Linked DNA regions of Homo sapiens: region 1 is linked to region 2. Evidence: read pairs that join two places in POLR2A ChIA-PET (ENCODE). Cell type or tissue: A673. All regions are shown on one strand. Links, peaks and the distances in the headings refer to the core of each region. The heading gives the core; the rest is flanking DNA.

Evidence for each region. Peaks named below come from ENCODE experiments on the same cell type or tissue, not always from the same donor. Only the 100,000 strongest peaks of a DNase experiment are listed, where the experiment ranks them.
Region 1: POLR2A ChIA-PET joins it to region 2 with 6 read pairs; 4 of 35 experiments call an interaction of 5 or more read pairs at or near these places.

What each region holds. Positions count from the first base shown.
Region 1 is chr2:207,661,782-207,666,049 of GRCh38, forward strand. It overlaps LINC01857 (long intergenic non-protein coding RNA 1857), which reads left to right and starts at 603. Exons shown (of 4, transcript NR_135566.1): 1 at 603-741. In A673, for the core only: no CTCF peak of the experiment used is centred there; a DNase peak (open chromatin) is centred at 2,270.
Region 2 is chr2:207,596,406-207,600,943 of GRCh38, forward strand. It overlaps CREB1 (cAMP responsive element binding protein 1), which reads left to right. Exons shown (of 8, transcript NM_004379.5): 8 at 509-4,538. The coding sequence ends at 653. It also overlaps a transcript of METTL21A not described here. Among named protein-coding and RNA genes, the nearest start is that of METTL21A, 27 kb to the right of the region's middle. In A673, for the core only: no CTCF peak of the experiment used is centred there; no DNase peak of the experiment used is centred there.

The sequences.
Region 1 (4,268 bases), core at 1-4,000, 65 kb after region 2:
AGTCTCCATATTTGAGAAAAAACATAGTAATAAATGCTTTTTTTGTCCAAACACACTAACGTGTGACTTCTGGAGAGTGACTGAAATTCAGATACTGGAAGTCTACTATGGTTTGAAGGTTTGTGTTCCCTCTAAATCTCATGTTTTGAAACATAATCACCAATGTCACAGTGTTAAGAAGTGGGGCTGGCTGGGCAGAGTGGCTCATGCCGATAATCCCAGCACTTTGGGAGGCCGAGGCCGGCAGATCACAAGGTCAGGAGATGGAGACCATCCTGGCCAACATGGTGAAACCCCATCTCTACTAAAATACAAAAATTACCTGGGCATGGTGTCATGCACCTGTAGTCCTGGCTACTCGGGAGGCTGAGGCAGGAGAATCGCTTGAACCTGGGAGGCAGAGGTTGCAGTGAGCCAAGATGGTGTCACTGCACTCCAGCCTGGGTGACAAGAGTGAAACTCCATCTCAAAAAAAAAAAAAAAAAAAAAAGAAGAAGTGGGGCTTTCCAGAGGTGATTAAGTCATGAGAGTGGAGCCCTCGTGAGTGGCATTAGGCTTGACTGACTTACAAAAAATCTTAACCAACTGTGTTCAGCCCTTTTCCCTTTCTGCCCTCTGCCATGTGAGGTCACAGTGTTCCTCCCTCCTGAGGATGCAGTGTTCATGAAAGCAAACACTGGGCCCTCACCAGGCAACAAACCTGCTGGTGCCTTCATCTTGGACTTCCCAGCCTTCGGAACTGTAAGAAATAGATTTCTGGGGTTTTTAAAAATAAATTGCTCAGTCTGTGGTATTTTGTTATAGCAGCAGAAACAGACTAAGATGGGGGGTCAGATAGGATACTTTTTTTTTGAGACAGAGTCTCACTATGTCACCCAGGGTAGAGTACAGTGGGGTGATCTTGGCTCACTGCAACCTCCACCTCCCAGGTTCAAGCGATTCTCCTGCCTCAGCCTCCCAAGTATCTGAGATTACAGATGTGCACCACCATGCCCGGCTAATTTTTGTATTTTTAGTAGAGGTGGGGTTTCACCATGTTGGCCAGGCTGGTCTTGAACTCCTGACCTCAGGTGATCTATCCATCTCAGCCTCCCAGTGTGCCGGGATTGCAGGTGTGAGCCATTGCACTCGGCCTACTTTTTATTGAGAGACTAAGGGATACTATGCCTTCCACAGAATTCAAACTTTGACACTCAACAACAAAAGCAAAAAATTTTGTGTCTCATTCGCTTTTGAGATTATTTGTAAAATGTAGACATCACTGAATGCCAAATGCCAAGAATAAAATTTCTTCTAAATTCATCATGAGTGGCTTCTGGTAAAATAATATGGCCTGCCAAAATCGCCTTTAATATTACAATTCACAAATTATCAAATCTCTTGTTTTTGTCTTTTGATATTTCATTTACTGTTTCCAAGCTTTTAGATAAGTTATAATTCTTCTGAAGATATCATAACTGCTTGTTTCTGTTTTCACTACTTTGTTATGACTTGATTTATATGTTTAACTGTTAAATCTCAAGTTTTTGGGGGGCCAGGTGCTGTGGCTCACACCTGTAATTCCAGCACTTTGGGAGGCCGAGGTAGGTGGATCACCTGAGGTTAGAAGTTTGAGACCAGCCTGGCCAACATGGTGAAACCCTGTCTCTATTAAAAATATGAAAACTAGCCAGGCATGGTGACAATGCCTGTAATCCCAGCTACTTGGGAGGCTGAGGGAGGAGAATCACTTGAACCCAGGAGGCGGAGGTTGCAGTGAGCCGAGATCATGCCACTGCACCCCAACCTGGGCAACAGAGCAAAACTCCATCTCAAATTAATTAATTAATTAATTAATAAGAATAAGATTTGTTTGGCATAGTGTAAGTTAAATTGTTTTTGATATTGCTAGCATGAAAAAATAAATTTACAAGGGGTTTTACTTCTCTGCAAAGCAGATAATTTGCATGTTTTGTAAACTGCTTAGCATGGTATAATGTGAGATAATTTAAGCCAGAGGAAAAAGATTTTTCTCACTCCACCACTCCCTTGGAAAATATTTAAAATACGGTGGTCATATTTCTAATTTCCCTTTGAAGGTACTTTTGGATAGATTCCAGGAAAACGACCCTTTGTAAAACAGATGAATGTTTCATCTAAAAATTTGGTCTGCTTATAAAAAGTTAACTACCAAACATGTTTAAGTGTCCATGTTAGTTACTGTGGTACAAATTATATTCAGTAGAAGTTTCACGCTGAGAAAAACCAGGAAGTGCATAAGATGAATACATTCATGGTGATTATGCTCTTCAGGAGCTAGAAAGTAACTACTTAAGAAGATTATGCATGAGAGTAATTGCTGTTTAATGGAGAAAAACTGGGGAAAATAATTATAAGAGTAAAGAAGACCTTTCCTAACCATCTGTCATTTAAAAATCAGAAACGAAAAAAGGAAACATAGCATGTTTTTCGGAAAGACTTGGAAATGATGCCAAAAGGCAATACTCTGGTGGTGCACACACAAAAGCTCTCAGAAGAGTCTCAGATTACTATATAAAAACAGTCTAAACACCCAAGGTGTATTTACTATTACAGTTAGTCACCTTTATTTGACATTTCTGTGTAGCCAAGAGGAGGGAACAAACCCAACTGAGATATCCATCACTGGAACCAGGAAACACCAATAAGAAGACATTTTCTCCCACTAGAATTAAAAAAAAGGTGACTATAGGGAAAAACAGTCTTTTTTTTTTTTTTTTTTTTTTGAGATGGAGTTTTGCTCTCGTTGCCCAGGCTGGAGTGCAATGGCACGATCTCGGCTCACTGCAACCTCTGCCTCCCAGGTTCAAGCAATTCTCCTGTCTCAGCCTCCCCAGTAGCTGGGATTACAGGCATGCGCCACCACACCCGGCTAATTTTGCATTTTTAGTAGAGACAGGGTTTCTTCATGTTGGTCAGGCTGGTCTCGACCTCCCGATCTCAGGTGATCCGCTCGCCTCGGCCTCCCAAAGTGCTAGGATTACAGGTGTGAGCCACCGCAGCCAGCCGAAAAGCAGTCTTCTATTTATCACTTTGAATTTCCTATTTTGTTGAATGCATTGAAGAAATATTAGTAAGCTAATAAAGGACTATATTGTTACAGGCTTTATTCCCATAACATTTTATTGGTGGTCTCTTCTGCTGAAGCAGGTATTCTTAAGGCTATAGATAGGCTGGGCGCTGGGGCTCACACCTATAATCCCAGCACTGTGGGAGGCTGAGGTAGGTGGATCACTTGAGGTCAGGAGTTCAAGACAAGCCTGGCCAATATGGTGAAACCCCATCTCTACTAAAAATACAAAAATTAGTCAGGCAAGATGGTGCATGCCTATAATTCCAGCTACTCAGGAGACTGAGCCAGGAGAATTGCTTGAACCCAGGAGGTGGAGGTTGCAGTGAGTCGAGATTGCACCACTGCATTCCAGCCTGGGTGACAGAGCGAGACTCCATCTAAAAAAAAAAAAAAAAAAAAAAAAAAGAGGGGGCCTATAGATATTAGCCTCTGAAATGTGCCTATCAGAGTCTCCAATCCTGACTTGGAGGAGCTGATGATCTGGATGTGGAGGAAGAAGCAACACCATTAATTATTCAGTGTGACTGGTTTGCTGTTGTTTAATGATACAGGAATTAATAACCAGACAAGACAATAATACAAGAGATGTGAGGCAGTATGTGATTAAGGGTGCAGCTGGAAGTAATCTCTCTTCTCTAAATTTCTGCAACACTTTAGCTGTGTTCCTTATGACACTTTCCCCTTTCTCTCTCTTGCTACTGTTATTTCTTGTCTTTTTCTCCTGACAACAGCGAACTACTGCAGGGCAATTCTATGTCTGATTCGTCCTTGATTCCCCACACAGAGCCTAGCCTAGGCCTGCAGAGCACTGCTGCCAGGAATTATTTATTTCAATAAAATGAGGGACATAGGGGATAAGTTTTGGGTGTGAAGAGGGGGAGGGGAAGGGTGTTGCTTGCTGTGCAGATTCTCACTTTGGGCAAAACTAGATTCTTTTTTTTTTGAAACAGGGTCTTACTCTGTTGCCCAGCCTCCCGAGTAGCTGGGACGCACCACCATGCCCAGCTAATTTGTGTGCGTGCGTGTGTGTGTGTGTGTGTGTATTTTTTATAGAGACAATGTCTCACCATGTTGCCCAGGCTGGTCTCAAACTCCTGAGCTCAAGCAATCTGCCCACCTTGGCCTCCCAGAGTGCTAAGATTACAGGCCTGAGCCACTGAGCCCAGCCTTTATGTAT
Region 2 (4,538 bases), core at 269-4,268:
TTAGGTCTTGTTTGTTTATGGAGTTGTTTTTTTGTTTGTTTCTTTGAGACGGAGTCTCACTCTTGTCACTCAGGCTGGAGTGCAGTGGCGCAATCTCAGCTTACTGCAGCCTCTGCCTCCCAGGTTCAAGCGATGCCCATGGCTCAGCCTTCCAAGTAGCTGGGACTACAGGCATGTGCCGCCACACCCCGCTAATTTTTGTGTTTATAGTAGAGAGGGGTTTCATCATGTTGGCCAGGCTGATCTTGGACTCCTGACCTCAGGTGATCTCCCTGCCTTGGCCCCCGAAAGTGCTGGGATTACAGGCGTGAGCCGCCACGCCTGGCCAGATTAAAATTTTAATATAAGGTAATTTCCAAGTAATTCTGTATATCTTTTCCAATGCTTAATATATACTAAAATGTTGGTTGCTGTGAGCTATTTCTTTAAAAAAGAAAAAAAAAAGGTAATCCAAAATAAATATGTGGAAATCATTTGCATAATTTTTCCCGTCCTCTTTTGCTTGTAGGGAAGCAGCTCGAGAGTGTCGTAGAAAGAAGAAAGAATATGTGAAATGTTTAGAAAACAGAGTGGCAGTGCTTGAAAATCAAAACAAGACATTGATTGAGGAGCTAAAAGCACTTAAGGACCTTTACTGCCACAAATCAGATTAATTTGGGATTTAAATTTTCACCTGTTAAGGTGGAAAATGGACTGGCTTGGCCACAACCTGAAAGACAAAATAAACATTTTATTTTCTAAACATTTCTTTTTTTCTATGCGCAAAACTGCCTGAAAGCAACTACAGAATTTCATTCATTTGTGCTTTTGCATTAAACTGTGAATGTTCCAACACCTGCCTCCACTTCTCCCCTCAAGAAATTTTCAACGCCAGGAATCATGAAGAGACTTCTGCTTTTCAACCCCCACCCTCCTCAAGAAGTAATAATTTGTTTACTTGTAAATTGATGGGAGAAATGAGGAAAAGAAAATCTTTTTAAAAATGATTTCAAGGTTTGTGCTGAGCTCCTTGATTGCCTTAGGGACAGAATTACCCCAGCCTCTTGAGCTGAAGTAATGTGTGGGCCGCATGCATAAAGTAAGTAAGGTGCAATGAAGAAGTGTTGATTGCCAAATTGACATGTTGTCACATTCTCATTGTGAATTATGTAAAGTTGTTAAGAGACATACCCTCTAAAAAAGAACTTTAGCATGGTATTGAAGGAATTAGAAATGAATTTGGAGTGCTTTTTATGTATGTTGTCTTCTTCAATACTGAAAATTTGTCCTTGGTTCTTAAAAGCATTCTGTACTAATACAGCTCTTCCATAGGGCAGTTGTTGCTTCTTAATTCAGTTCTGTATGTGTTCAACATTTTTGAATACATTAAAAGAAGTAACCAACTGAACGACAAAGCATGGTATTTGAATTTTAAATTAAAGCAAAGTAAATAAAAGTACAAAGCATATTTTAGTTAGTACTAAATTCTTAGTAAAATGCTGATCAGTAAACCAATCCCTTGAGTTATATAACAAGATTTTTAAATAAATGTTATTGTCCTCACCTTCAAAAATATTTATATTGTCACTCATTTACGTAAAAAGATATTTCTAATTTACTGTTGCCCATTGCACTTACATACCACCACCAAGAAAGCCTTCAAGATGTCAAATAAAGCAAAGTGATATATATTTGTTTATGAAATGTTACATGTAGAAAAATACTGATTTTAAATATTTTCCATATTAACAATTTAACAGAGAATCTCTAGTGAATTTTTTAAATGAAAGAAGTTGTAAGGATATAAAAAGTACAGTGTTAGATGTGCACAAGGAAAGTTATTTTCAGACATATTTGAATGACTGCTGTACTGCAATATTTGGATTGTCATTCTTACAAAACATTTTTTTGTTCTCTTGTAAAAAGAGTAGTTATTAGTTCTGCTTTAGCTTTCCAATATGCTGTATAGCCTTTGTCATTTTATAATTTTAATTCCTGATTAAAACAGTCTGTATTTGTGTATATCATACATTGTTTTCAATACCACTTTTAATTGTTACTCATTTTATTCACTAAGCTCGATAAATCTAACAGTTACTCTTAAAAAAAAAAAAAAAAGACTAAGGTGGATTTTAAAAATTGGAAACTGACATAATGTTAGGTTATAATTTCTCATTTGGAGCCGGGCGCAGTGGCTCACGCCTGTAATCCCAGCACTTTGGGAGGCCAAGGTGGGTGGATCACCTGTGGTCAAGAGTTCAAGACCAGCCTGGCCATCATGGTGAAACCCCATCTCTACTAAAAATACAAAAATTAGCCAGGCGTGGTGGCTGGCGCCTGTAATCCCAGCTACTCAGGAGGTTGAGGCAGCAGAATTGCTTGAACCCAGGAGGCAGAGGGTTGCAGTGAGCCGAGATAGCACCATTGCACTCCAGCCTGGGCGACTCCATCTCAAAAAATAAAAATAAAAAAAATGTCTCATTTGGGAAGGAAATTCCTTTTAAAAAAGAGTTGAGACACTTAGAAAACTAATGTTTTATATTTAGTCAAGAGTTATTTAAGAAAGTCAAGCTTGTTTAACAACAAAATATGAAGATTTAAGTGTTAATTGCTGGATCCATTTTAAAATAAGATTTTAATTAACATTTGTAAATGGTATATTTTCGTTTGTAACAAACCATTGTCTTTTTTCAAGGATGAACAGAGTTTATGAAGGAGCATCATTCTAAGAATTAAGTGATGTAGTCTTTATGTTTGGACAGTTCACCAGATTCTCAAGAAGGCTTTCAAACAACTATAAAGTTTGATGTTTGTCCTGCTGAGCTAATGGGGAAAGTTATAGCATAAAAATTGTGTAACCGCATAGATATGTCATTTTTAAAAACTGGTTTAACAGAAATCAAGCAAAGTCACAAATATGTTCACAAGTTGGAATTATTTATTGAGTCAAAATGTCGAATCGAACATTTTGAATGAAGTAAGTGTTATAAATGAAAAATTGCCTGATGTTTAGCAGTTTGTATTCTCTAAAGCTTTTTTTCAAAAGTTCAGGCTTTCTACTTACTGGGAAGTTGGTGGTCCTCTTAGTCCCTGATAAATCAAGGCAATCACATTCATGTGAGCTGGATGAATTTATAAGTTATAAAGACCTTATCCTTCATACCTTGAGGATGATTGCACTGGTTTTGAAGTCAGTTGCTTAATGATGAGGTGAGAAATGTATCCTGTTGCTAAATCTGTCTTAGACCCTTGGTGAAACTTGAAGATTTCAGTTTATAAAGATAAAATCAAGCATCTTTTGTGCAGTTTTCTTTTTTTAATGCAAGAATGGTGGGGAGGTTTGTTTGTAAGCATGAAACTTTGAGAATCTTTATTAAGAAAATGACATAATTTTTAAAAACCTTGTAGCCAAGAACATATGTGGCCACATTACCAGTAATAAATGTTTTTCTCTTTATATTGGCCAAAAGGGAATAAAAATGTCATCATAGGAATTTGTACATATGCTACTGATTTGCCTAGAAAATAGCAAGTTTGATATTGCTCACTTTGCAAATATAGGGCCATGTGGCACTTTTATCTATAGGACAGATTAATAAAAATGAAGTGGGGAGGGGTTTATTTTTGATATATTACTCTTATGAGTTTTCAAGCTTTGATAATGTTTAACTGAAAAGTGGCTTAGAAAGGGCTAGATCCAATGTGTTCATTATTAAATAATTGCTATCAGATACAATTTTAAGTTCATTCTTTTTCAAACTCAAGTACCATATTGGCAACCATAATATTGTCATAGGTGCTCTCTTCATTTAGATATTCTTGGGGGGGGTGGCATTTGTATAATATATGTGTACATATATATATATATATATATATATACATACAGTATATAATCTAAAGCTCTGAGAGCTCTTAAGTCAGGAATGCTGAGTATTATAGTATATTGAGGTCAGATGAAATTTTACATTTTTGTGTGTTCTGTTGCATTCCTTCTGGTAGTTTCTATGACTGCATTACTCCAGCACTCATGATTGATTTTATCTTCTAATTTTCTTCCAAGTATTTTATTTTTTATTAGTTTTCTTTGGCTTGATACTTTTAAATATGTTACTAGTCACTTGAAAGCCTCTCCCCCAAAAGTATTTGGTTTGTATGCTTTGTCTGTGGCAGCTATAACAGTGGTAAGAACATTTTGAAGATAGCTTTTTAAAGGAACCACTGATTTTTTCAAAAATCATCCTGGGGGAGGAATTTTGGCATTTCATTTGAGCAGGGATTTTGTCAGAAAATGTGTTTTGATGGTAGGTCAGCAGCAGTGCTAGTCTCTGAAAGCACAATACCAGTCAGGCAGCCTATCCCATCAGATGTCATCTGGCTGAAGTTTATCTCTGTCTCTCAGGATAAATCCCTGTAGGACAAATCCCTACTATCATTTCTACCTTTTGGGGTGACATGTGGAATCATACAAAGGCTTAGGAAGAAATACGTTTGTTTAAACCAGGATGCTTTACTTACTTGAAGTGACTTCAATCTAGATTTCTTTTAATATTTAACAAATT